Linked DNA regions of Homo sapiens: all the other regions are linked to region 4. A link is a loop called in an ENCODE intact Hi-C map of the cell type or tissue named here. Cell type or tissue: OCI-LY7. All regions are shown on one strand. Region 1 overlaps CTNNA3 (catenin alpha 3). Region 2 overlaps CTNNA3 (catenin alpha 3). Region 3 has its middle 11 kb from the start of DNAJC12. Region 4 has its middle 16 kb from the start of TRS-TGA1-1. Region 5 overlaps CTNNA3 (catenin alpha 3). Region 6 overlaps CTNNA3 (catenin alpha 3). Region 7 holds the start of CTNNA3 (catenin alpha 3).

Region 1 (4,000 bases), 470 kb before region 4:
TTGAGGTGTTGGAAGGATCAGCTAACCAATCTCACCCAATCATTACTTGGTATCTGCTACGTGTCTGACGTTATGCTAGTTGCTATTGACTCAAAGGAAAAAGGAAAATTGTCCTCTGCCTTCAAAGGGAAACAAAAAATAAGCAGGTAGTTATAGTTATTAGTATTTCATCAAGGTACAAAGCAGGTTATGTACTCTAGACTCTGTGATCAGAGAAAGGCTTTCTGGAGGAGACATCCCAGAACTATGACCTAAAGAGTATAGTAAGTCAAGCAGAAGGAGTGAGGATAAGGGAAGAGGAGGAGGTACAAAGAAGAAGCTATATATAAAAAGGTATAAAGGCATTAGAAAATGTGAGGTATTAGGCTGGGTGCGGTGGCTCATGCCTGTAATCCCAGCACTTTGGGAGGCCGAGGTGGGCGGATCACGAAGTCAGGAGATCAAGACCATCCTTGCTAACACAGTGAAACCCCGTCTCTACTAAAAATACAAAAAATTAGCAGGGAGTGGTGGGGGGCGCCCGTAGTCCCAGCTACGTGGGAGGCTGAGGCAGGAGAATGGTGTGAACCCGGGAGGTGGAGCTTGCAGTGAGCCGAGATCGCGCCACTGCACTCCAGCCTGGGTGACAGAGCGAGACTCCACGTTAGTGGGTGCAGCGCACCAGCATGGCACATGTATACATATGTAACTAACCTGCGCAATGTGCACATGTACCCTAAAACTTAGAGTATAATAAAAAAAAAAAATTAAAAAAAAAAAAAAGAGAGAGAGACAATGGGAGGTATTAAAGTAAAAAGTGAAAAGTGAAGAGGAAAAGTCTAGATAGGTATGTAGGGGAGAAATAAAGAAGGGTCTTGTACCCTATGCTAACTATGCTAAAATCTATAGAGAATCATGGAAGAATTTTAAATCAGGGAGTTGAAGAGTAATATTTTCCTTTTTAAAAGGTCACAATGTGAATTGTAAAAAAATAAATAAATAAATAAAGCTAGATTGGAGGGGCAAGACTAGAAGTGGGGAGATAAGTTAGGATACCATTACAGTTAAAAAAAGAAAAAAGGATGAACCTGCACTAGAGTGGTAGATGTGAAAGTGGAGGGAAGTAGCTTCATTTGAGAGATTAGGGAAGCAGACTCAATAGGACCTGGTGACTATCTGGTTGAGTAGCTAGAAGAGATATCAGTGGATGCTAATACAGGACTGAGCTCAGAAAGAAAAATAAGCAAAGGTGACCAAAACAGAATGATCAGAAAACACAAGAAAAACTATTATGGCATTTCACACCCAAAACAAGCGTTTGAGGAGATATTGGTCTATGGTATAGGTTGAGTAAATGAGGTCTGAAAAAGAATCAGTGTGCTTGACAAGTAGGAAGTCAGTGAAATTTGCCAGAGGAGTTTCAGAAGTGGGGTGGAACTAGAAGTCAAATAAGCAAAGTGAGGAGAAAATAGGAGGTGAAGAAACAGATAAAGCAGGTGCAAATTTCTCTTTTAAAAAAGCTTAACAGTCAGGGATAGAAAGAACTGATAGCAAAAAAAAAATTATAGAGCCCAGGGAAAGTGGTGGCCTTTTAATTTTTTTAGATGGGAGGAACTGGAACCTTCATCAGAACGAGCTAATAAAAGATAAAGTTTGGGAAAAATAGGATTGTATTCTTCTTATACCAGACATTGGGGTATATTGAGTAAGAGACACTACTGACACAAAATGTCTTTTAAATAATATGTTGGAATAAACTCCCAAAAGCATGAACAATATTCCAATAAAGTTATGCAAGTTGCAAGATAGGTGATTGAAGAAGAGCTCTTTATTAATCAAAGAAAACTCTCAGGTACACACTGCCTGACATCCTTAAATGGTAACATGTAGCTAAAGATGACATCCAGGAACCTTAATTAATAAAACCAGGACCATAAACCTCAGGAACAAGAGTTGGAAAGAAGTTTTACAGAGGAAGTTTCAAAAATGGCAATGAGTGGCCGGAAAAAGAGGAAAAATCAGCATGCGTGTGCTGATGATATTTTACCAGCTAATAGCTCCTCAGAATTTCTTCTCCATCAGTCTCCCACAACCCCAGATCATCACACTGCATTGGACCATTTTCTTGATAGCTTTGGCTCTGAGCCTCTCTAGAGCCCTCTGCTGGTGGATTTTTTTAAAAAAAAATACAAGGATTAAGGATTTTACCTGACTTCTAGATCCCATCCATCCAAGGTAAAACCCTTCACATATCTGGCTTTCCTGGGAAGAGTATTCCAGAGGAAACACTATTTCCACTTTAATGTAAGTGTTCATGGGAAGTGAAAGTAAACATTTTGCACACAGAGAAAACCTATCAAAGACTCAGAGCAGGAGATAAAAAGGAAGGAAGATACAAAAAAATGTAAAAATCAAGAAGGGAAAGTTATGCATTGTGGGTGACTGCAGGTTCTGGAAACAATCTACCTGAATTCAAACTCTGGCATTATGCTTTAACAGACACATGGCTGTTAACAAGTTGCTTAGTATTTTTGGACTTCATTTTCCTCATCAGGAAAGTATGGAAAAAAATATCTTTTATTATGTTGATTAAATAATTAATAAATGCAAAAAAATGCAAATGGATTCTATTGCTACATTTTCGGTTCTCTCTTCAGTGTCTTATAGAAAAGTAAAGGAAATCAACTTGTCAACTAGCAGAAAGCAGTATCTAATAACTGATCAAATTATACGGGCAGTAATGCTAATTGATTAAAAGTCATAGCATATCGTCATATACTGAGTTCCAACAGATGGCATGAAAAGCCTTTGCAGTCCTGAATCTCTGCCTTCTATACAACATGCTACTGATTAATTGTTTGTTTGTTTGTTTGTTTGGTTGGTTGGTTGTTTTTACCTCAGCAACTAAATATCCCATTCATATAAACCACAGCACTAGTATCAGAGACCCATTCAGTGCTTGTCTAGTCTAATTTCATGAAGGAAAACATCATGCTTATTTGAAGACTATCCTTGAAAAGCTACAGTGGTTAATTTCAGTATTCTAGATATGTCAGTATCAGATATTGAGTCCTGCTTTGCCTATCACCTCTTTCTAAGACTGAGTGTACAACCTATACCCCCAAACCTCAGACTGTGCTCCAAGCATCTCAAAGTGGCCATTAGGTGACCAGTACATTAATTCTCGTGTACATTAAATTCTGTACAATGGGTGGAAGTGGTAAGTGGCTAGGTAAATCAGATTTCATCACTCGGGACCTATAAAGGAAAAATATGGATGAAATTAACCAGTGGAATTAGGAATTAACACACAAAAAGAAAGAGTCTTATTAATGGTAGAGTGCTAGAGTCAAGATCCATGAAACTACCACTAAGAGGAATAACATTATCTGGTCCCCATTCTCAGAAGGTCCTGTGGGATTCTGCTACTCTACCCTACATGTGTTCTCATAAAACTCCAATCATTCATGTTCTCCATGACAGGAAATTGCCAAACTAGCACATTATAGCATTTAATTATCATTCCTTCCCCTCTTTTGGCCTACATACTTACTGGATCATCCTTTCAACATTCAAGAGACTAAATTACAGAATTACATTGATATGGCTTAGCTGTGTCCCCACCCAAATCTCGAGTTGTAGCTCCCATAATACCCATGTGTCATCGGAGGGACCCGGGGGGGAAGTAATTGAATCATGGGAGTGAGTTTTTTCCTTGCTGTTCTTGTGATAGTGAATAAGTCTAATGAGATCTGATAGTTTCATAAAGGGCAGTTTCCCTGCACATGCTCTCTTGCCTGCCACCATGTAAGACATGACTTTGCTCCTCCTTCACCTTCTGCCATGATTGTAAGACTTCCCCAGCCATGTGGAACTGTGAGTCCATTAAATCTCTCTTTCTTTATAAATTACCCCATCTTGGGCATTTCTTCATAGCAGTATGAAAATAGACTAATACATACATCTTTGAGACATTTTTTTTCTAGCCTAAATGTTAAGTGGTATATGCATAATGAGTATG
Region 2 (4,000 bases), 260 kb before region 4:
AATGTAGAGATGTTGTGCCCTGACCCAAGGAATAGCTGATGTGCAGGCACTCACTCTTTTAAATAAATAAATACTAAGTTCAGACCTAGGAAAGAAAGCACAGTAACCTCAGAAAAACAGAAGTGAGAGAATGGAGCAAAGAACTCCAGTAGTCTTATCTTGTGCCGAGAAAGAAATCTCTCAAAGATGATGTTAAAAATATCATAGAAGGGGACAGAAAATAAAACCTAATGGATGACTCCAATAAAATAATTATAGTCAATTCATTGGACATCCATAATTCAGAGTTAACACTGGCATTTTCTGTTTGTTTTAAAAAATGGATAGAAGAATAAAATATGTTAGGAGAAAACCTCAATAATACATAGGGGCAAGGGAAAATCTCTCAGCCCTTGGTATCCAGGAAACCAAAGGCTTATGCTCTTTTGAATTTTAAATGTGTAGCAAAACACATTGATTTTAATTGCCTATAATCTGAGGTCAAACCTTTTGGCATGGTTCTTTGTTCATAGCAACAACACCACCAATAATATTTACTGAGGATTTGCCATGAGTCAGATACTGTTAGGAGCACTGGAGAGGATACAGCATTAAAGGTGACAGACGAGGCCCTGTCCTTTTGGAGCTTATGTTCTGTCCCAGTGCGGAATGATAAATATGGTTGGACCAGGGAACAAACCATGACTAATTCTCTAATACAAAGAATACCACCTTATAAAGAGGAAACTTTCTTGCTAAACTGGCAATTTTACAGAGGCCTGAATCTTTTCCATTAGAAGAAAAACACTTTCTGGCGTGTGCTTCATCAGGTTTTGGAGCTTTAAAGGAATAGAATGCGAGATAAAAGATAAATCCCATCAAGCTAGAGAAGAGCTGATGTTCTGACCCTTTGACCCTGCCCATCAAGAAGACATAACACTCCAGGTTTGAAGTCAGACTTGATTTAGATTTGAAGCCCAGTTTCACGCCTTATTAGCTCCATGACCTTAGGCATGTTACTTAACTTCCTTAACAATTTTCTCATCTGTAAAATGGTGCTAACAAAAGCCACCTCACTGTATTGTTATAAGCATTTAAAGATTCAATTCATAAATGTTTAAATCATACCATGTGCCATATGCTTTTCATTTAATAAATAGTATAGATGATTTATATAGGCATATATGTATACACTCCATGTGCTCATCTTTTCTTTATGCACATATAATTTACCCATCTATCCTCAATGCCATTCTCCCAGAGTTCTACCCTTCTGCCCCTGAGGCATTTACATTCTTCCAAATTCACAATTAGCTAATAAAAGAATCCAATCACTGAAAATGTGTTAATGAGAAACGATAACAGAAGAGTACAGTGACTACTGCCTGCCAGCTCAAATACCCCTCCATGGTAAAATATGGTTTTGGAAACAAAACTGTACTAAAAATTGCATAGGCCGGAGGAGTGACTCTGGTGTGAACGCTAAGCAGCATCCTCTGGGGGTTTGTTATAGTAGCACTCAGTAACCATCAAGTGCTAATACCTAGATCATCATTAATTTTTTTAAAAAAACAAAACTTAAATGGACATTGTATCCTTTTTCATGTAAATTAATGTGTCTGCAAAAAGAATGTATTTGCCCTGGAACATTCTATAAAACAAATATAACCCCTAGGAAAATAAGGCCATAGAAAGGTTAAATGTCCATGTAACATCTGTGATAGAGCAATACCTAGAACACAATTCTCTTTTTGGCCCAGTAATTCTAGACCATATCATGTTGACTTAATGAGATTTAACTAAAAATAGAAAATTCTGCTTTGAAAACCTTCATCCAAAAGGATCCAAAACTTGTGAATTAGGCAATGGTGAGAATGCCACACCCTTTGCTACTCTAAGAGGAAAGTCTCTCAAGTGATCGACTCGAGGCCTGGCCATGCAAGTCAGACATTTAGTCATTTTTCTAGACTCTATCCATCATGGAGCACATTACCGAATTTCATGCAACCTCATTTAAACATTTAACTGGCTGTTCTGATCGGAATAAACCTTTGGTGGAAGTAAAAGCTTGACAACGCTGACACCTAGTGGCTGTGAAGAAACTGGAGCAGATTCAGCCTAGGAAGAGTAGTGAGCTACTGTGGCAGTGTCTCCAAAACACACAGCATTTAATCATGATGAATATTAGGTTATAAAGTACCAGTTCTAAAACAAACCCTATAAAAGTTTATTTCAGCTCTCTATTTATCTAGGGGCCTACAAAAGGAGGCAATTAAAAACCTTGTATTTGAAAAGTAAATCTTCCTTCAATCTTCCACACTTAGCAAATTACTCATCTTCAAAGATCAAAGAAAACTAAAGATCAATTCATATTTTGGCATATTTATGACTATTTTCCTTAATGTTGCATGTACACCCACAACCTTATCCTGGTCTTCAGGTGATTTTTCTCCCCAGGTCAAATATAAAAGCCAACTGGCCAAGCCATTATAGAGACTCCCTTTATGCCTCTGAAGCGTCCCTAGTCAAAGGGTAGTTGGATTTTCACAAACCAGCAGGAATTTTCTTTAAGAGAGGTATAAGGACACATGTGGAAACCCCTAAAGTACACATCTAAAAGCAAGGACCACATTGAACACTGTGGGAAGCCATATGAACACAGCAGATCAGCACAGCACAACCTGTATCTGCTCTAACCATTAGAAGATAAGTTTCCTCAGACCCACCTGCACCTCTGACAGGCAGGATGGCAGGAAGCCTAAAGTGTTCATCTCCTCCACCAAGGAGAGCTCTGACTCCTACCTGCTGACGTTTGAAGGCTAAATAATCCAAATTTTCCAGCTCCTTCCCAAGCTTCTGGTAGGTTTTCTGGAGGTCAGATTTGTTGGCAACATTTTTGAGAGACTCAAATGTCCTTTGAAACTGAAATTGAAAACAAAAGTAGATCATTAGGATAGCAGCAGATTTTTCTCAAATTCTCAACTTGCTAACACGAAGAGTCGATAATGAGCCTCAGTTTCTCCCATTCATAATACAGTGATAACAAATGCTAGCTAATTATCTTTCAATGAAATAATTAGGGACACAGAAAGAGTTATAAACCATATTCTAAGTATAACCAACATTACTGCATGCATGAGAAGCCTGTTCAGTCCTCATTCTAACAAAAGAGCATACTTCATTTAAAAAAAATAAAAAAGAAAGTTCATCTTTTAGGATATACTTCTGCTTTAAAATTTTTTAGAAAGCACTGTGAATGTATAATTTTAAATCATAATGAGGAAGCATTAAAGAGTGCTCACATTTCAATCATGGAAACAAACAAATTTATGAAAATGTAGTTGCTTACACGATATTTTGCTATAATGGCATGGAATCTGGCTTGCCTCTATAATAATATCTATGCAGAATAGGTCACCCAACAAACTTCAGCAAGAAAGATCTCTCAGAGCTTGTATTTTGAGAAGGAAGGAAAACTTAACATTTTGATGATCAAAGCATATGTGGCATGTTCAGCAAACATTTATTCATTTCTGCTCTATAACACAGATGAGCTATGAGCAGATGAGTTATGATCAGAAAGAGAGTTCTGATCAGTTCTGCTGAATCAGAATGCTCCTATTCTTTTTAAATCAGATACTAGATAAATACAAAGGTGAAAAATTGCAACGAACCACAGAATACTGTCTGCTACTAATAATTAATTAAGCAAAGGAAGCTCACAAGAAATTGGATTCTTGGTTTATTTTCATAAATTAGAACATACTTTGGAGGGTTAGTGATTGAAAATGTCAAGTAATGTAATTTGCAAGACATTTGCATTTGCTCTCTCTTTATGTCATTTATTTCCCATATTCTCACTCTGTGCCATTAGACAGATTTCTACAGATAGAGACTTGACCATCTTAAACACACCAGAACTCCACTGTGACTATGATGCCATGAGACAGGCTAATAAGATTTTATAGAATATAATTAAGTTTCCAGGGAAATGATTTGACCCTTACTATATCAAACTCTA
Region 3 (4,000 bases), 69 kb after region 4:
GCAAAATCAGAAGGCAAATAATATACAAAGAAAAAAATTTCATAATTCTCATAACAGACAAAAGGCTAACTTCCTTAATATACAAGTGCAGACAAATCAATTTTAAAAAGCTTAACAACACAACAGAAAATTAAGCCAAAAATGCCGGGCTTGGTGGCTCACGCCTGTAATCCCAGCACTTTTAGGAGGCCGAGGCAGGCGGATCACCAGGTCAGGAGATGGAGACCATCTTGGCTAACACGGTGAAACCCCGTCTCTACTAAAAATACAAAAAAAAACAAAATTAGCCGGGGGTGGTGGCAGGCGCCTGTAGTACCAGCTACTCGGGAGGCTGAGGCAGGAGAATGGTGTGAACCTGGGAGGCGGAGCTTGCAGTGAGCGGAGATCACGCCACTGCACTCCAGCCTGGGCGACAGAGCGAGACTCCGTCTAGAAAAAAAAAAAAAAAAAAAGAAAGAAAGAAAGAAAATTAAGCCAAAAATACAACTACTTTCAGAAATACAAACGACCAATAAACATACAAATAGTAGTGCAACATCACTAATAATTATGAAACTGCAAATCAATCCAAAGAGGATAAAGTTGTTCACCTCTCAGATTAGCAAAGGTTTGATAATACCCATGCCAGAAAACAGAAATGACGAAGAAAGCATTTCCATACATTGTTGGATGAGAGTGTAATTTGGTACAATTTGGCAATTTGGTGTATTTATCACCTTTTATAAAGCATATCTATACTTGACAGGGCAATTTTGTCTCTACAAATTCAGCTTGTGGATATACACCAAAATATGTTCAAGAGGACCACTGCAGCGTCGTTTGCAACAGGAAAAAATATATATACAACAAAATGTTCATCGGTGGAGTTGAGGAGGGCAGGAGATGAATAAATTATGCTATTTGTAGGATGAACTATTGTATTGCCAGTGAAAAGAGAATAAAGATAGCTTTTTATGTGCAAGTATGGAAAGATGTCTAACGAGTGCTATCAAATGAAAAAACAGGTTTGAGAAGAGTATTACAGTATTATCTCTATTGTGTACTTTTTAATAGTATGTACATTTGCACTTGTAATTTTTTCTAAAGATAACTGCCTTTAAAAAGCAAGCAACAGGCTGGGAGCGGTGGCTCACGCCTATAATCCCAGCACTTTGGAAGGCCGAGGTGGGCAGATCATGAGGTCAGGAGTTCAAGACCAGCCTGGCCAACAGGGTGAAATCCCCGTCTCTACTTAAAAAAAAAAAAAAAAAAAGCAAAAATTAGCGTGGCATGGTGGTGCGTTCCTGTAATCCCAGCTACTCGGGAGACTGAGGCAGGTGAATTTTTTTAACCGGGACCCAGGAGGTGGAGGTGCAGTGAGCCAAGATCGTACCACTGAACTCCAGCCTGGATTACAGACCGAGACTCCGTCTCAAAAAAAAAAAAAAGCAAGCAGCAGGCCGGGCGAAGTGGCTCATGCCTATAATCCCAGAACTCTGGGAGGCTGAGGCGGGTGGATCACCTGATTGAGGTCAGGAGTTCGAGACTAGCCTGGCCAACATGGTGAAACTCCGTCTCTACTACTACTACTAATAATAATTAGCTGGGAGTGGTGGCGCACACCTGTAATCTCAGCTTCTAGGGAGGCTGAGGCAGGAGAATTGCTTGAACCCGGGAGGCGGAGGTTGCAGTGAGCCGAGATTGCGCCATTGCATTCCAGCTTGGGCAACAAGAGCCAAAGTTCATCTCAAAAAAAAAAAAAAAAAGCAAGCAACAGTATTCTTTTAGGGGAGGAACTGGGCAGGTACTCAAAAGAAGATTTTCATTTCCTTTTATACTTTTTTAAACTGTGTGAAGTCGATGTAGTCATCCCATAATTTTTCTTCTGTATGGAAGAATATAGCGTATAGTAGAAATTATGTAGAACTTTTTAACAGAGTTAAAGCTCTGTGGAGGCCGGGCGCGGTGGCTCACGCCTGTAATCCCAGCACTTTGGAAGGCCAAGGCGGGTGGATCACTTGAGGTCAAGAGTTCCAGACCAGCCTGGCCAGAATGGTGAAACCCCATCTCTACTAAAAATACAGAAATTAGCCGGGTGTGGTGGCGGGCGCCTATAGTCCCGGCTACTCGGGTGCCTGAGGCAGGAGAATTGCTTGACCAGGCAGGCGGAGGTTGCAGTGAGCCGAGATCGCGCCACTGCACTCCAGCCTGGGCAACAGAGTGACACTCCGTCAGAAAAAAGAAAGGGGAGGGCAGGGGAGGGCAGGGGAGGGCAGGGAAGGGGAGGGGAGGGGAGGGGAGGGCAGGGAAGGGGAGGGGAGGGGAGAAGAGAAGAGAAGAGAAGAGAAGAGAACCACACACACAAGACAAGAGAAGAGAAGAGAACCACACACACAAGACACGGAGAGTCCGATGCTCAATCCTAGGCCTTGGAGGCCTGTTCCTCCCTGCCGGGAAGCGTCTCTCACCCGAGACTACAACTCCCATAAGGCATCGCGAGCATCGCGAGAACGGCGCCACAGAGGAACCGGAAACAAGCCAGTTACTTTCATACTCAGGGACACCGTCCCCCCCTCCGCCCCCCGCCCTCCGTAAGTGCTATTTTTACATCGAATGCCCTAGTCTGGAAGTAGGTAAACTGAAACTAAGCTCAAATCAAAAGGAGAAAGGCTGGAAAACAAGAGGCTACAAGCTCCAGAAGCTCCGAGCGAGGATGAAAATTAGCCAGCCCACAGGTGGGCTCTGCGCGGCCCTGAAAGTCGCACTCTGACCTGACCCTTTCCGCCTCTCGTTTTTCCTTCCAGCCTCGCTTCAAAGTTCTGTATTGCAGAATGAAATCGGCGCCTTTCCCCAGCGGTTTTTCCAAATACGAGCAAAGGAGGCACAAAACGCAGGTTCCAGAAACTGTGCCTGCAACCATTCGTCCTTATTTCCCGACACACGGGCCCCTGCTCCCCGCTAAGGCTGGGGTCCTGGACACGAGTTTTGCGCTCTGATAGAAGGGCTTAGATTCCAGATTGACACTGGGCTCTCTAAAGCCTGCTCCTCAATCTACTGATCCGGTCCAGCTTAAGATCCAGTAGAAAGAAAACATAGCCTGCCCGGACCGTAACCTTTTTGTTTCAGACCCTGCATTTGTAAAATAGCCTAATAAAATCTCTCCCTGGCTTACAGAGCAAGACAGCGTCCTGGTCCAAGAACCGGATGAGTCAAAAGGCGTTACTGTTGAGTCAGACATAGAATACATGAATACCTAGAAATTCGTAAATGATTCTCCAAAGGCTGTTGAAATAGCGTTTTCAGGCCGGGCGCGGTGGCTCACACCTGTAATCCCAGCACTTTGGGAGGCCGAGGCGGGCGGATCACCTGAGGTCAGGAGATGGAGACCATCCTGGCTAACACGGTGAAACCTCGTCTCTACTGAAAATACAAAAAATTAGCCGGGCGTGGTGGCGGGGGCCTGTAGTCCCAGCTACTCGGGAGGCTGAGGCAGGAAAATCGCTTGAACCCGGGAGGCGGAGCTTGCAGTGAGCCGGGATCGCACCACTGCCCTCCAGCCTGGGCGACAGAGCAAGACTCTGTCTCAAAAAATGAAAAAAGAAATAGCGTTTTCAAGTTATAATCAGGTGCGATGATGAATGCTATTAATGCCATTTTTAAGAATAGTAAGTGCAGGATGTTGATAGGTTATTCTGGGAGGAAGGGAGATGGGGTATGTGAACTCTGTACTTTCCCCTCAATTTTGCTGTGAAACTAAACTGCTCTAAAAGTAGTTTGTTTGTTTGTTTGTTTTTAAGTAACAATAAGAAGTATAATAGGCCGGGCACGATGGCTCACGCCTGTAATTCCAGCACTTTGGGAGGCCAAGGCATGTGGATCATTTGAGGTCAGGAGTTTCAAGACCAGCCTCACCAACATAGTGAAACCCCGTCTCCACTAAAAATACAAAGATTAGCTGGGCGTGATGGTGGGCACCTGTAATTCCAGCTACTCCGGAGACTGAGGCAGGAGAATCACTTGA
Region 4 (4,000 bases):
TTTATCTACCCCTTCCCCATTTTACCCAACTTGCCCCACATTCCAGCATTAAAAATAACTGATACAAAGCAAAATGCAACCTGAAAGATAACAGTAATTAATTCCCATCACTTTCTGCTCCTCATTGACAGTGTAATGGTTCAGAATCCACTTTGGGAGATATTAGGGGTAGCTAGGCTTGACTGACTGATTCTGAGATATATGTGTCTATTGTGGTCTAAACTTTCACTCCTCACTCTTTTCTTACCTTACAGGCTATTTGAGGAAGTATCTTCCTCGACCCACCAGGCTCCAAGGCTGTAGAAGGTTCTTCTTCATCAGAGATTCTCAAACATTAGAAGAATCACCTAAGAGAGCTTATTAAAAACACAATCCCTGGACCTCACTGTTGGAGATTCTGATTCAGTAGATGTGGGGTGAGCCTAAGAATCTACACTTTTTAAACAACTAAGATGCAGTGCTGTCCTGATCACACTTTGGGAAACTAGTATAGATCCTTGAAATAGAAAGCATATCTATACTGAGAATATTCGAGGTGGCAGGGGAAATGAGGCTGGGAGGAGGGAGAAGGGGAATATAGCCCAGCAACAGCTCCTTCTCAGCCCATTCTCCAAAAGTATCATTGTGGAAAAAACTGTAAGATCATGATTTGGTGGTAGAAAAGGTAATCAGTGTATAGAAACGTTTCTTTCTTTTTTTTTTTTTTTTGAGACAGGGTCTCACTTTGTCACCCAGGCTGGAGTGCAGTGGTGCACATCTGTAGTCCCAGCTACGAGGGAGGCTGAAGGGGGAGGATGGCTTGAACTCAGGAGGTTGAGGCTGAGGCTGCCGTGAGCCATGATCATGCCACTGCACTGTCTCACTCTGTTGCTCAGGCTGAGCGCGGTGGCGTGATCACGGCTCAATGCAACCTCAACCTCCTGGACCCAAGTGAACCTCCCACCTCAGCCTCCTGAGTAGCTGGGAATACAGGCATGCAACCATGCCTGGCTGATATTTTAATTTTTTTGTAGAGGTGGAGGGTCTCACTGTGTTGCCTAGCCTGGTCTTGAGCTCCTGGGCTCAAGCAATCCTCCCACCTCAGCCACCCAAAGTGCTGGGATTGCAGACATGAACCACCATGCCCAGACTGTGGCAATATTTTTGTATGCTAAGGATATGGTGGTCAACAAAACAGACATATCCCTACCTTGTTGAAGGCCACCATCTAGTGACAATTCATTATAACATCATTTAGTGATATTTAACATATTTTCAGTGTTGTATCACCTATTTCATAACATCCTAAAATGTTCATCTAAGCTTCCACATCAATCTTACTTCTGGCCACAATGCTTTCAGATAGCAAAAAGTTTCAGATTCTTGGCACACACATATTCCCTTTGGGAACAAAAGTATTTCTCTTCTGCACTGACAGCACTGGCCTGGGCAATTGCAGAATTGCTAGATTGTTTAAGATATCTTCAAGCCCCGCTAGGTTTTATTCATGAAATGTCTGCAGTGGACAACAATAATAGCAGACCACACCGTAGAGTTATAGAAACAACCAGATCTGGAGTCTTTTTGCACCATCACAGCTACTTGGAAATGCTTGCTAGGTGGAGTCTTCTGCTACTATTAGCCCAATGCTGCCATCTTGTGGCCATCTAAAGAAACGTGACCAGAGTTTACAGACGTGAAGATTTTTTTCTGGAGATCATGTAAATATTTTGTGGGGGAGGAGAAACCTTTACACTTCCTTATCATGTCCTCTATCAACTTTTCATCTAGGTAGAACCTACTTTGGGAAGCTTTGAAAGTAGAATAAAAAATTCTAAGCAGAGAAGCTTAGATCTTAGAAATCACCTAGTAAAGAGATGGCTGGGGGTTTTTCTATTTTATTTTACTTTTTTGAGACAGGGTCTTGCTCTGTTGCCCAGGCTGGAGTACAGTGGCGCAATCATAGCTCACTGCATCTCAGCCTCCTGAGTAGCTGGGACTTCAGGCACGTGCCACCACGCCTGGCTAATTTTTGTATTTTTTGTAGAGATGAAGTTTCATCATGTTGCCCAAGCTGGTGTCAAACTCCTGGGCTCAAGTGATCCGCCTGCCTCGGCCTCCCAAAGGGCTGGGCTTTTTGTAAGACAAGTTTGCCCAAATGCTAAAATCTTGATGTACACTCTGCTAAAATCACTATAATATCAGATTATACATTTATCATAGGGTAACTTTGCATCCTGAAATTCTTGTTTTTTCTGAAATGGAATCACTCCTAAGGAAAAATTTCATTCCATGCCTTCAAGAAACCAGCATGCATTTGTTTGAAGTGCTTCCCAGGCTCATTTTTCTCCAGGGCTTCAACTGTACATGCATATCTAGAGTGCTGATGTCTTCCCTTGAGCAAAGAAAAATCCTTCTTCCAAGTTCTTGTTAAACACCCATTGTACTGTGTCACTTTCTTGTTTCCTCTCTGAAACCAGTTGTAAAGTTTAACCCTCAGCACTAAAAAGCACAAAGTCTAACCTGGACAAGCACTTTAGTTGTCCTCAGCACAGTTCTGGGCATTGCAGCAAATGTATAACCAACGCCATAGCATGGATAGGGTGGAAGCCCTGGTGCTGGGAGTAAGGAGGGGGATGTCTCCGAGACTGATCTCCAAATAGGAATGTGGAAGGACAGTCCCTAGCAGAGCCCAGAGTAAAGAGTTAAAACAGATACACACAGATGTATGACTTCTTCTCTAGTCCTCTGAAAGAGAATTTTTACCAAATGTTTGCATAGATTTACCATAAATACAATGTGGTTATGTTGGCTACTTTCATTAAGCATCTGCTACATTACAAGGCCAGGTGCTCAGAGAGGAGATCCTGTGGTGAACAATACACTTCCTACCTCGGAGAGCTCCCAGGCTTGCCATAGCCACAGATGATAGCAGAGGACAAGACAGTGTGATGCACGCTAGAGCAGGTGCTGGCTGAAGGAGCCCCCAAGCCAGTGTAAGAGCAGTAAGGAAGGCTTCCTCATGTAACTCATCTCCCTCACTTTCCTGAGGAGAAAACAAGTCTTCTATATGTAACAGCTTGTCCACCATCTCCGAGTTAGAAAATGGCAGTGCTAGGACCAAAAACCAGGTCTCATGACCCCGAGAGGAACTAACAATGGCTCAAAGGAGCATGGCTTATTCAGGACATGCAAGAGGCCTGGTGAGGCTGTGTAGAGTTGAAGGTTCTTGTTTATGCCTTTGTCTAGTTTTCTAAGAATCCCTCTTTCCTTATCTGCCCCTCAACCTCTCACTTTTGGATTTTCAGTTCTGTATCATCCTCCTTATTCAAAGTAACAGAGCAGGCTGGGTGTCGTGGCTCATGCCTATAATACCAGCACTTTGGGAGGCCAAGTCAGAAGGATTATTGAACCCAGGAGTTCGAGACCAGCCTGGGTAAGATAATGAGACCCTACCTCTATTTTTTTAAAAAAATACAAAAATTAGCTGGGCGTGGTGTTGCATGCCTGTGGCCCCCACTACTTGGGAGGCTGAGGCAGGAGGATTGAGTGAATCCAGGAGGTTGAGGCAGCAGAGAACTATGATTGCACCACTGCACTCCAGCCTGAGCAACAGAGCTATGACCCTGTCTCAAAAAAAAAAAGTAACAGAGAATCATACCCAAAGTGGACACATAATGAAGGTATTTAGATTATTAGGTACCTACACATAATAAAGGTATTTAGATTATTTAGAGGAAGCAGAGAAAAAGAAGAAGAAAAAGAATTTAAGGGAGGAAAGTAGTTAATCTTTATTTTTTAATTTTTTATGATAGAGTGTATTAGTTTCCTAGAGCTACCATAACAAAGAACCACAAACTAAGTAATTTAAACCAAAAGAAATTTTTTTATTTATTCATTTTTTTGAGACAGGGTCTCGCTCTGTCACCCAGGCTGGAGTGCAGTGGTGCAATCTCGGCTCTCTGCAGCCTCGACCTCCCAAGCTCAAGCAATCCTCCCACTTCAGCCTCCCTAGTAGCTG
Region 5 (4,000 bases), 850 kb before region 4:
TTTCGAAGACCCTAATGTAGTTAGTAGAATCCTTAGCTCTGTCCTGTTCTGTTCAGAATTTGTCAGGCTGCCCTGTTGTGTTCCATTACATGTCCTGCACACACCAGTCCCCTAATGACAGACACTTCATTCAGATGTGTAAAGAGAACACATTCCAAGACGTGCCTTCCACCCACAGCCTCATTGAAAAGGACGACTTTGATAACACCTTAATAAATGTATAAAACGAATCTTAGAGGAAAAAAGACCAACACTATGACAGTTCTCTGTTGCTTTTCTATTGCTGACATTACAATGTCCCTGCGTTCATCTGTATTGTGAACTCATCCATCAGTACAGTTCTGTACAGACCCTGTTGGCAATCTGCAAGCTGCATGCATGTTTTTATGTCATTGGTGAAAGTTTATTGACTGCAGCACGAATATCATAGCTTCCATATTTGAGTAACTTGAACCACAGTCAATTAAGGTTTTTAGAAAGATATATTTAGTCTGTATTCTCCTTCATCCTCCAAAATGAACAGTTCTATTATAGAAGCAAATATCAGGAACTGCAACATTGAGGCTGTTTCATTTAATTTGGCTTGCCAACCCCTACATCTTTAACCATGTCCCTCTTCTCTGAAAACAGAATCACTGCAGCAACAAAGAAAAAGTGAATGGCTATTTTTACTAATTTTTTTTTATTGTTTGGGGGTTTTTCATATGCTGAGAGGAAAAATCTAGGCAAGTCACCATAAAATAAAATTTTAAGGATGCCAGATCATTAAAATCATACTTTTATAAGCAATAAAGAAAAAGAAATAGTTAAAGTGGATTTCTCAAGGTACTTTGATATTGATTAAATCTTACAATAGATGCCACTTCAGAAAAACATCTTAGTTACAATGTTTACCCATGAATAATTGTTGAATATACATGTATTCATGACAAAAAGTCACATATTTCCAATGGATTAATAATGCAGATACTTCCTCACAGCTTACTGGATGACTGAGCTTATTGTGATTTTTTTACTGAAGTTGTAACTTTACATTTTTCATAAAGCATCAGTAAATACATATTCCATCTTAAAAAGAAATTTTCTTTGGCTAGCCTCATTTTTATCTGTACTAAAGATGTTTGTATTAATGAAATGCAGTCTTAAAGTGAAGAACCCCATTTCTATTCTTTTTCACTTAACCTTCTGCCTTACTTGTGATGGATACCAAATATATTTAGGCAAGGAATACTTATATTTTTGAATTATTGCAAATTCTCAATGCCATGGTGCTACTAGTATATATAAAATATGCTTGCTGTATTGAAAAGCATTCCTAAAATTCAAAGCTACTTGGAATATAAAATATGATATAACACTAAATGAATCACCAATATTTTGAAAGCTGTCACTTTTTAATGCCTAACTTTACTAATAAACATAATAATAGATAAGAACGAAAATAAAATCCCTTAGGTGGTAAAACTCATTTTGATTTGGGACATGAAATTATGGGAAAAAAGTTCTTTCTTTCTCCTCACTCTTTGAGAATGAATCTTCTGTAATTCTCAGTATCTTCTGAGCACAGATATATAATTCTTGTAGATTTAATAACTAGTTTACCACTGTAAATTTTAAAACGCCAACTGCCAGTCTCCTGCTCAAAAGTTGTTGCCTCACCTCCATCCCATGGTACTTTCTGGACTACATATCATAAATCTATTTGTATAAGTATTTCAAGTTCATGCAGATTAGAGAAATGTGATTGATATTTATTTTTCTAGTACGTATTTACATAAAATATTGGACTTCCCTCAAAGGTGACAACAGTTAAAAAAAAAAAAAAAAAAAGCCTGACCTGTTGAACTATACAACAGAACACAGAATACTTTGCTTTACCAAAACAGAGAAGAAATGGGATTTAGTCTCTAAACTTCATGTGAGTTTTTTTCCATTTTTATTAACCCCAGTACACATAGTGCTACCACAGCATGTAGTTAAATAGTCCCAGTGCCACAGTCTTGTAAGCAATACTTATGCAAGATATATTGCATTGAAATGAGTTTGTATTTTCCAAGGACGTTGACATTACATCTTTTCAAAGAATTTAAACAATTTTTTACTTGATTTGGTGAGTGAACTACCTAAGTAGACAGGCAGTAAATTGTCTTTCTATGGAGCAGCAGTGACCTCTAGTGTCTGGTTAGACTAACCACAGCTATTCACACATTTTAGCTTTTTATCCTGAATCCTTATGTAAACGTGGTTTACAACATGTTTTTTGACTAGTAAATCAGATTTGAATTTTATTTAATTCATTTCCTTGGGAAATATAATTATAATGTAATTTTTGAATGTTATACTTTTCATTTTGACTTTTATAGTAATGCTGGAACAGAGGCCATAGAATTGGTACTGAAGGCTAGAAATAAGTGTCCAAGATGAAAAGCGAGTAATAACGCAATAAGAATAGATAAGAAATATTTTAGAGTGCTTATACTCATCGATGCTGGCTAAGCATTTTGATATTTTTATTAAAGGGGTTAATATTTTTCATCAGCAAGATACATGTAATTTAGGTAGGAAAAACAAATTTTAATATTATATCAAAAGAGTCAGCATCAGTCATTTACTGGTCAGGGATATGTCAAAGGTGTCAAAGGAGGGGGGCCTCCCCTTCCGGCTTTAGAACTCTCCAGTTTGCTGATTGTGCCAGTGACCTGTGCTTTGCCTCAGCGCTTTCTCCCTCCCTCCCCCTTTTCAGCCAGCTGAACACTGGTTCTATTAGGCTCTCTGACAATGATGTTACAGTCTAAGAGGTGATGATTCATGGATAATGAAATTATGCTCTCCTTCTGGGGAAGGATAATGCAGAGTCAGATTCATGGATTTGGCAAGAGGTTTTAGGATGCTGTAGGTGCATGAAATATCTCTTCTTCCCTTGACATTTACCAAAATGAGAACTCAAATCGTTTATTTAAAGTGTGGATTAGACTGCATCAGAAACAAGCATCAGGTCATGAAGCCTGAGATAAAGTGAGTTCCAGACATGGCAAGTAAGAATCGAGCCATGAGAAATAAAAAATTCAGAATCTGTGTTGCTTCATCTATTCCTTTTTGCTCTGGATTCTCATTAGAATCCAGATCTGTAGCTAACCCACGGAGTTTTGCTATTGTTGTATTCTCCTAGCTACCTACACTAAAAATCAGAGGCAGTTGGGGGAAACAATGAGCACAACAGAATATATAGGTAAATTTGAATGACACAAGTTTTAAGAGAAATAAAATGGATGGATGTTAAATAGTTTGTATCAAATAGCTCTAATTAAAAATGAATTAAAGAAATAATAATAATACATAGGTGAAAGTCACTGCTTTCCTAATCATAATAGCCTACAGAATTGGACCCAAATTCTTTTAGCCTCCAAAAGTTGGTGATGATTTTGGATACTTAATACTACCAATAAAATCTAAATAACAATAATTTATGATTCTTTTGCATTTGAGGGAAATATCACAGCCAGGCATGGTAGAATACGGGCCTTAGAAATTAAGACCTAAATTCAAGTTCCTTTGACACTTGCTAATCAAGTCATCACAGGTACATTTCCTGGCTTTTCTGAATTTGAAGTTTCTCATATGTAACACAGATGTGTACTATTGACTGCTCATGGTAATTGGGAGGACGAAATGTGAAAAGTACTTTGTAAACTCTAAAATGGCAACTACCTCTTCTTTTCAAAAAGCCCTTAGTGAGATACTGAGTGGGGTTTGTTGTTCTATGTTTGGCATGAGCCAAAAAGAAATCAGTAACCTCCATGTTACAGAACCCCAAGCCCATTTTACATCATTAGAAGTCTAGAACATCGTCTTTGACTTTCTGTTTTCACATAGGCACAGCTTCTTCCACCTCATGTTATCTAAGTCTATGATTTTTATACTGATTATCACAATGTACAACAGACATAAAGACACCGACCAGCGAACACTAAAACAAATAATTATCAAACACATTGAAAAT
Region 6 (4,000 bases), 110 kb before region 4:
AGCAATCTTTTCTCATTTACCTTAGATAAAGCCTTACAACTTTAACTTCTTGCTGCCTCTTAGCTATGCTCTACCGTATTGAATACACAAGTATCAAAAATCATGAGTTTCTCCTTTTTTGCTTTACCAATTCTCTGTTTAAAAATATTTAAGTCTGCGCACAAAAACTACAGGGAAAAATCCATGCACAATTTAAGTTTAAAAGCCCATAACTTTTAATTAAAAGCAATTAAATTATTTGCACAAATAACCTACTCGCTGTACAATTTTTGTGTCTAAAGTATGTAAAGTTTCTAGTGCCTTGCATACAGTTACTCAATCATTATAGTAATAGCTCAGTTACAGAGTAGGAGTTTTTAAATGAGCTGATGTAAGACTACTATAGCTTGGGTATTGGCACATGAGAATCTGTTTTAGTGCTATTTTTAAAACCACTAATAAACAGCAGACTCGAGCCTCTGCTCAATTGAATCTGCCTGAGTTGTGAAAGAAAAAATGTGTAAGAGAACCACATTTTTATCTAAATCTGAAATGCCTGCTAATATACTCGGAAAAGTAGACATTTAAAATTGGAGCTTTCATAAAATAGTCTAGAGTTTAGTGTTACTAAAACGAAAATTAGTTATAAAAGTAAAAATTGCACAACATAATAGTTTCTATTCATCCCATTTTATAGAAATAATGTCCTTTCATTTCCCCCAAAGTTATCTAACCGAGCAACAGATAATCTATAATTACTAGGATTTGCCTTATAGCAAAGTTTGATTTTTAAAAGTTTGACACTCCACTCACCTACTGCAGGACAGAGTATTGCCCATATACAGATACTAAACCAATTGTCTAAGCAATTTCTTGTATTTAGAAATTCAGTGCCACTATCATGGCTCACAATTTGGCTTATGATGCATCTGTAAGCAAACAGCCTGACAAGCACCCTAGTGTATTTCAGGATGACTGACAGGACACAGTGGCCCAAGCAAGAAGGGGGGATGGGTGCTCTTAAAGCAACATGCCAGTGAAGGGTAACATCAAACAGCAGAATCAGACCTGAAATTCTATTTTTCAGATTTACAATGAAATAATAATACATTACCCACTATCAACTTCTAAATACAACTTGCATGGTCATTATGTACCCAAAACACTGTAAATCCCAAAGTAGAATTTTTGAGAATTTGTAAAAGTAGAAAGAAAAAATATAAAACAGGCATGTTATATGATACTTCCCTGAAGCGATCAAGCTTTCAGGTTACTTAAGAATATGCCTGTTATTTTTAACAGAAATTAAATCAGGCTATCCACAGAAAAGCCATTCTTTCTTTTCCTTATAATATCAACTTTTATTTTAGATTCAGGAAGTACTTGTACAGGTTTGTTATATGGGTATACTACATGATGCTGACATTTAGGGTATAATTGATCCCGTTACCCAGGTAGTGTCCAGTGGTGGGGTGAGAAAAGCAGTTCTTATCTCACCTTCATATATTTGTCAATAGCTCTTACAACAGTAATTTAGGAATAACTAATGAAGGTAATTTAAATATCTTGAATTAATCTGAATTGTTATTGAGGATAGGGGCCAGAGATTCACGTATTTTCCCCCTACTGCATTCCTTCCCTATGACCTACTTCATGATTAAAATATAGACCAAAAGATTCAGAAATTCTACTTATAGATATTTCTACATTAATTTCACTTTAGAAAACATTTTAGTAACATATTGGCTTCATTCTTCACATTTACAATTTTTTCCTATATTATTTCACAATACTCTGCACTGCTCAATCCTTTTATAATAGAGCAATCATCCATATTTTAAAAACAAACAAACAAAAAAGCCAAGTCACTCATTTTTAAACACAATTCCTCATTTAGCCAGCAGAGGGTATTATTAGATTCTGAAAGCCCACATATTGCACCCAATGACATGTATTTTTATACTTCAGCTAGGAACTGGGACACATCATCTCAACTTTCCTTAGTAAATGTGCTTAGAAATATCCCATTTTATTTTGCCCATATAAATTTGACTTTTAGAGCCCAGATTAATGCTTCTCATCTGTATCACACTACCATTATTTCCTCCTCTATCTGCTCCAACAGCTGCATCCTCTGAAAAAAAGCACTAGAAGACCAAGAAGTGGCAGAATTACCAAGAAGAAGCAGAATTGGGTTCAATCATCAGAAAGACTTCCCACAATCCTAAATTTTTCTGGGACAAACAAATGAACAACAATCTTACATAAAGATTCTAAGCTCCATTAGAAAATCGAAAACAAATCCTGAAGAAAACAGAACTAAATTACAGGATAAAATCTCTCTTCAAAATTATATGACATTTGTAACCTCTTTAACTCCCTGTTTAATATTTGCTAAATTTTCATTATATATTAGAAGCCACAGACTAATTTTAAAGATATACTTCCTGTTATTACAGCATTAATATATTTCTCATAAACATGCGGTATTATGACTAACAAAGTTCCCTTACAATTTATAGGTTCTTTATTTCACAACTTAACACTCACTTAGTGTGGAAAGACATGGACAGCAATTTGCCTGATTTATTCTAAAAATAAAAATTTTACTATCTAATTAGCTAAAATCATTAACTTCCACAAATTTATCTTGGCTGAAGATAAAAAATTTTCTGTTTCTTTGATGCAATTATATCACAAACATCAAGTTAACTAAGTTAACTATGGCAAAAGTGAAAAAGCAATTTCAAAGAGCAATCTCTTTTTCCTGCTCTCAGATTTGCCACTAATGGCACATCCTCTATGCTAAAGTACTAAATTTTCCAAAGAGAAAATAAATGTTAATTCTCTTCCTCAATTGTCATTCAAAATAAAAAATTATAGGTTATTTTCCTTTAAAGGGGAATTCTATTTCTAATAATAAAAACAAGCATTGGGTTCTTCATTGAAAGAAACTGCTCTATAAGATCGTCTCTCATACTCAAATGTGGCAGTTTCTTTCCTCATGTAATAACTAACAATAGCCAGGTAAATATCATATTTTACATTTGGAAATAAAATAGGATACCTCTTAATTATATTCTTTTATGAAATTTTATATCTTCAATTTTCTAAACAGATACATTCGCTGTAATATAAAATAGATACCTGGGCTTTTTTCTCAAATTAACTTATAGGATAACCCACTATTCAGAATAAAACTGAAAAGTCAGTTTTGCCAGTAATTTGCTTATCCTTTTTGCCAATCATCCACACATTTTGGAATATGTATATAAATAATTTTGTTATTGTTGTTGTTTCTAGTTACCCACTTAATTCTACTTTACTTTTCAGCTCTGAGTTTGGTACCTGACACAGGCTCTCCTGAACTATGTCTCACTCAATGGTTTTTGGTTTTCGCAGGTGCCTTAAGAACCTACATCTAAAGGCCTTATTAGCCTCAATTCTATTTGTAGATTAAAAAAAATTAAGGATAACGCTTAGGGGTAGGGAGAGATTGAATAAGCAGTGAATAGATACTACTTACTTAAAATACTCCTTTTTACTTTTAGCAAAAATGCCTCCATACACTATATGCTGTATCTGAATTTTCAATATATTTTATATAGGCAATAGTCCCCCCTTATAGACAAGGTATGTGTTCCAAGACCCATAGTGAATTCCTGAAACCACAGATAGTTCTGAACCCTATATATGTTTTTCCTATACCTGCAAACTATGATAAAGTTTAATTTATAAGTTAGGCAAGAAATTAACAATAATAATTATAAAATAGAGCAATTATAACAATATGCTTGCATCAGAACTCTTGCGCTTTGGGGCTAGGCCACGACAGTCCATTTGAAAATCTAGATGGCCTCTAGGAGTGACTAATGGGCAGGCAGCATATACAGCAGGACATGCTGGACAAAAAGATGATTCGTGTCCTGATTGAGACATAACAGGATAACACAAGATCTCATTGTGCTACTCAGAATGGCACACACTTAAAACTTGTGGATTGGTTATTTCTGGAATTTCC
Region 7 (4,000 bases), 83 kb before region 4:
TTAGATAGTGACCTTTTCTTTACATGATTGATCATTACATCTCATGATCATTCCATACAGTGATTTTCATTTGACTATAACTGGTCATCAAACAGTTCTGAGAGCATTCCTCAACCTCTTAATATTCCTTCCAATTATAAAACAAATAGACATTAAATTCAGAAATTAATGCTTTTTGCCATTATCTCACTTGAAACATCTTCCATTTACTATGAATTAGCTTTTGGTTGAAAGTAAAATCCCTTCAAACATATTCCATCTTTGCTTCCTTTTCCCCACTCCCATGCCAAAGCACAAGCATCCAGGCCATATCTTATCTTTTCCTGCACAGTATCCAATCGGCTTTTTATAGCCAGAAACTCTCTGAATGCAAAGCACGACCTTGGCTACCAGCTTCCCCTGGCAATAGTTCGAAAGTTATTTATAACTTTAAAATTAGCGTGAAAGCCTACGTTTCTCATAACTAGTCAAAACATTCCTATTTCATACAATAATGTGATCTTCCTCAGTTCAGAAGAAAACCCCAAATTTTAAACCTATGATTATAACTAAGACACAGGAATTCAATGCAGAAATGAGAATTCGCTGAAGTTCAGCTCTTCTCTTTACAAACTTGATTCTTACCTTTCTGTTTCTTCCTATAAAGTAAATGGGCTTAAAATTCAGCTCCCGTAGGGAATTTTCCAAAAAGAGCTTTGTGGGGGACGGAAAAAGGCTTCTTGGTGGTCACAGAGTTACAGAGTACCAAATTGAGAGGCAGATGACAGTGGGGCAGTCAATTTCGCTGAGCGTTGTTCACCCAGGATAAGAAAGAAAGGGGAGGTTACAAGCCAGGGTGGGTGGTATCTAATCCTGAACCGCTAGTCACTGACCTCACTGACAACTTGTTACTGAAAATACTTCGTTGAAAAAGGCCAGACACATACTTTGCCTAGAGACCTACAAACATAGCTCTGAATAAGTTTAGATTTGCATTTCTCTAGTTCCTTTCCAAAAGAAGAACCTCTTCTATCTAATTAAAGCCAAAGGCTGGAATTATTGAAAGTGAAAAATGATAAAGCAGGGAAAACAAGAGTCCAGGAAATCCTCACATCAAAAGATCAATTATGTAAAATTCAATGTCTTCAGAACCCTAGAGATGATGGCATCAAGGCCATGTGTCACATCTGAGATCGTATTTTTCTTCTTCTGAAATATTACCTGTCTCATCCCTTGTACCAAGCATCACACTCTCTCCTTCCAGTATTTATGAGGAACCACATCATTATCAGTAAAGAATCTAAACTGAAGATTTACCAAAAACTCAATAGGTTAACCCATTATTAAATTTAAGCCACCAAAAAAAAAAGTCTTCTCCACCAAAATTTATTTTTTCTCTCTATGACTATTCTTTTTCACATTTCCTTTTCCCTTTTTTTTGATATCTTCTCCCTCAATATCTTCACATCCACTGAAACAATCTTTATCATTTCATCAATTCCTTGACATCCCACTCGAACTTCTGTGGCATTTCCTTGGACATTACCATTTTTCCGACTTTCTTCTAATAGCTTCTAAAACAAGAGGTGCTAACTAAAATATGAACTACTTGTTTGAGTTTTGGCAGTCCTGTTCTTAAAAGGCTGAATTCAAAATAAAAAGAAAGCATTTATTTATTGGCTCTCCAGATACTCTTAGCACAAATTTCAGGGAGCCAAGAGGAAAGGCAGGGTCTGGGAACTGTCAGAGAATCAACTATGAAAGGAGTTCATTTTATATGATTTTCAGGATAGCCTTCAAAACAACTGTATTTTTATGTAGCTACCTTTAAAATGGGCATAATTGACAATATATTTATCTAAAGATTCTTAGTTGCTAACATGCTATCCTCCCCAGATTTTTTTAAAGCAGCTTTTTCCCCCTGGAGAATCTAGGAATAGCATCTTTTCACAGTGAAACAAAGAGTAAGTTTTATGTCTCTCAATCCATCTTTTCTTGAATAAAGAAATCACTTGACACTTGCAAAATAGCAGGTTTTGTTTTAGAGCTTTAATAATGAATGTTTTCCAAACCAGGACTGTTGAATTGAGCCCAAGATGAGATATCCAAATTCTATCATAAGCCTAGCTTGTCCTGCTGTGAAACCACAATAAGTTACTTACCTGCCCTGTACCTCTCCTTTCCACCTACAAAATGTAGATGAGAACTCTTATTCTTTTCATTTGCTTTTCAGAGGATATGTGAATTAAATGGATAAAAGCTGAAGAGCTTTAAATTACACTGAACTCTTCAGAGATGCAATACAGATAAAACCTTCTTACAGAATTTGGTGTTATCAAAACAATTAAATATTATAAATATCTGAAATGTAATTTTAAAGAGCTTTTATAGTGGGTTTTTTTTTAATTCCTTCATAAAAATATCTGCAGCCTCCAAGGTAGTATTTAGCTGAAGTATTTCCCACTATAGCCACAAGAGGTCCCCTCCTAGCAATTCAAATCACGTTGGATTTGTTGATCACAGGCCCCATGGTCCTCTGTATTTGTATCAGTTTGCTGACAGAAAACATATATCACCTATGTCAAATTTCCATAGCTAACTATAGGGTAGGAGACAAAAGCAGAGAAATCTGCCTTTCTCTGTGTGATCGCTGAGGCATGCTGGAGGCTAAATAGTTCCTGTAAACTACACAGCCCCTGCATTTTGCATCCTGGCCCTCTTCCAGATTTTCACAGTAGTTCTTTCTTGTCACCTTGCCCAGTCTTGTTCAGTATTTATTCTCCTTCCCTATTTACTTGTTTCCTTTCTTTATACTTTGCAAACTTTAAAATTTTGGCTCACATGCCTCTTGCAAGCAATCAAACATTGAGGGTAGAAGAGCTGGGGAAAAAAAAAAGAGAGAAAAAAGAGAGAGAATAAATCAGGGCCATTACTAGCAATTCTCCCGAGGTAATCAAAAGTAAGTTTTTTCGTTCTGGGCATCAGGACCGGCCCCAAACAAAGTCATTCAATTGGATGTATTGAGAAGCCCCTTGATGCAGAGCCCTGTGTTAGGCGCCAGCTAGAAGATTACAGGAGAGAAGGGAGGCCTCCAAAAAGAAGATAATTCTATCCCTGTCAGTAGCCTCTCTTGGAAAATAAATCCTCCAGGGTGCAATATGTTCTTTAGTCAGAATGGAGTAGTTTCTTCTTGTCAATAAAATCCCTTATAGAATGAAAATCACTTTTGCATGAACCATGAGTCCATTTCATCTGTCCATAATATCTCAAAATACTGGCAATTTCAGGTTCGGGCTTTAAAAATATGTAATTTTCTGAACAGCCATAATACCTTTCTAAAATGAGATTTAAAGCTAGGAATAATCCCTGTTTGTGATAATTAAAACCATTTTTTTCAAAAATATGTGATAAATACTTCTGGCACCTTGTCAGGTATTTTAGGTGAATCTAAATGAATCTGCCCCTGATTTGAAGGTCTTATGTACTATTAATACAAAAAAAAAAAATGTTTCTCACTCTCCCTTCCCAACCATCCTTATTATTAGCAGCTAACCAACTCTCCTGCCTCACTAAGAAGAACAGAAGCCATCTGGAAGATGTTTCACATCTTTCCATCATCAAATCTATAAACCCACTAACACCGAGCCTCATCTTCTCTACCCTCCCTCCTATTAAAATGCAAGAAGTCCTCTTGCTCTTACCAAAGGCTAATCTCTCTTGTGTGCTGGATCCCTTCTTCCCTCACCTTTTCAAGGACTCTGCTCCTTCACGATCACCTCACACACTGCATTATCACCCTTTCTCCAATGATCAGTGCAAAAATATGCCACAGGACTTCTACCTGAAAATTTTCAAACAAACAAAACATACTTTTACCCTACAACTCCCTGTGGTTGCTACTTAGTTCTCTGTGCCTTCATCATAATACTTCCCAAATGAGTTGTCCACCACCCCTATGTTTTTACCTCTCACTTCACAACCCACTAAGATGATTTATTTCCCCTTCACTCCCAAAAGGGTC

The links. Peaks named below come from ENCODE experiments on the same cell type or tissue, not always from the same donor. Only the 100,000 strongest peaks of a DNase experiment are listed, where the experiment ranks them.
Region 1: it touches region 4 in a loop (7-fold over the local background); 8 of 110 quality-filtered maps call a loop at or near these places.
Region 2: a loop joins it to region 4, with 14 times the contacts of the local background. A loop is called at or near these places in 26 of 110 quality-filtered maps.
Region 3: it touches region 4 in a loop (2.4-fold over the local background); 14 of 110 quality-filtered maps call a loop at or near these places.
Region 5: a loop joins it to region 4, with 17 times the contacts of the local background. A loop is called at or near these places in 10 of 110 quality-filtered maps.
Region 6: a loop joins it to region 4, with 9 times the contacts of the local background. A loop is called at or near these places in 69 of 110 quality-filtered maps.
Region 7: it touches region 4 in a loop (17-fold over the local background); 94 of 110 quality-filtered maps call a loop at or near these places.

What each region holds. Positions count from the first base shown.
Region 1 is chr10:67,304,631-67,308,630 of GRCh38, forward strand. All of the region lies in intron 5 of CTNNA3 (catenin alpha 3), which reads right to left. Among named protein-coding and RNA genes, the nearest start is that of MIR7151, 97 kb to the right of the region's middle. In OCI-LY7, CTCF peaks have their summits at 2,148 (motif pointing left) and 2,353; no DNase peak of the experiment used is centred here.
Region 2 is chr10:67,519,061-67,523,060 of GRCh38, forward strand. CTNNA3 (catenin alpha 3) reads right to left here. Exons shown (of 18, transcript NM_013266.4): 5 at 2,782-2,901. Among named protein-coding and RNA genes, the nearest start is that of MIR7151, 120 kb to the left of the region's middle. In OCI-LY7, CTCF peaks have their summits at 2,070 (motif pointing left) and 2,273; a DNase peak (open chromatin) is centred at 2,051.
Region 3 is chr10:67,846,996-67,850,995 of GRCh38, forward strand. No RefSeq gene overlaps it. Among named protein-coding and RNA genes, the nearest start is that of DNAJC12, 11 kb to the left of the region's middle. RefSeq lists enhancers at 2,402-2,451, 2,482-2,541. In OCI-LY7, no CTCF peak of the experiment used is centred here; a DNase peak (open chromatin) is centred at 2,486; H3K4me3 peaks cover 1,095 bases; H3K27ac peaks cover 694 bases.
Region 4 is chr10:67,778,468-67,782,467 of GRCh38, forward strand. No RefSeq gene overlaps it. Among named protein-coding and RNA genes, the nearest start is that of TRS-TGA1-1, 16 kb to the left of the region's middle. RefSeq lists enhancers at 1,547-1,656, 1,747-1,796. In OCI-LY7, a CTCF peak has its summit at 1,599 (motif pointing left); DNase peaks (open chromatin) are centred at 1,194, 1,634 and 2,854; H3K4me3 peaks cover 1,035 bases; H3K27ac peaks cover 2,005 bases.
Region 5 is chr10:66,929,382-66,933,381 of GRCh38, forward strand. The region is part of intron 7 of CTNNA3 (catenin alpha 3); the gene reads right to left. All of the region lies in intron 2 of LRRTM3 (leucine rich repeat transmembrane neuronal 3), which reads left to right. The region is part of intron 3 of LOC101928961 (a long non-coding RNA gene); the gene reads right to left. Among named protein-coding and RNA genes, the nearest start is that of LRRTM3, 5.3 kb to the left of the region's middle. In OCI-LY7, CTCF peaks have their summits at 2,158 (motif pointing left) and 2,373; a DNase peak (open chromatin) is centred at 2,170.
Region 6 is chr10:67,664,749-67,668,748 of GRCh38, forward strand. The region is part of intron 1 of CTNNA3 (catenin alpha 3); the gene reads right to left. Among named protein-coding and RNA genes, the nearest start is that of CTNNA3, 29 kb to the right of the region's middle. In OCI-LY7, CTCF peaks have their summits at 1,888 (motif pointing right) and 2,096; DNase peaks (open chromatin) are centred at 973 and 1,893.
Region 7 is chr10:67,695,376-67,699,375 of GRCh38, forward strand. CTNNA3 (catenin alpha 3) reads right to left here and starts at 820. Exons shown (of 18, transcript NM_013266.4): 1 at 625-820. RefSeq lists an enhancer at 2,520-2,569. In OCI-LY7, CTCF peaks have their summits at 2,439 and 2,652; a DNase peak (open chromatin) is centred at 2,486.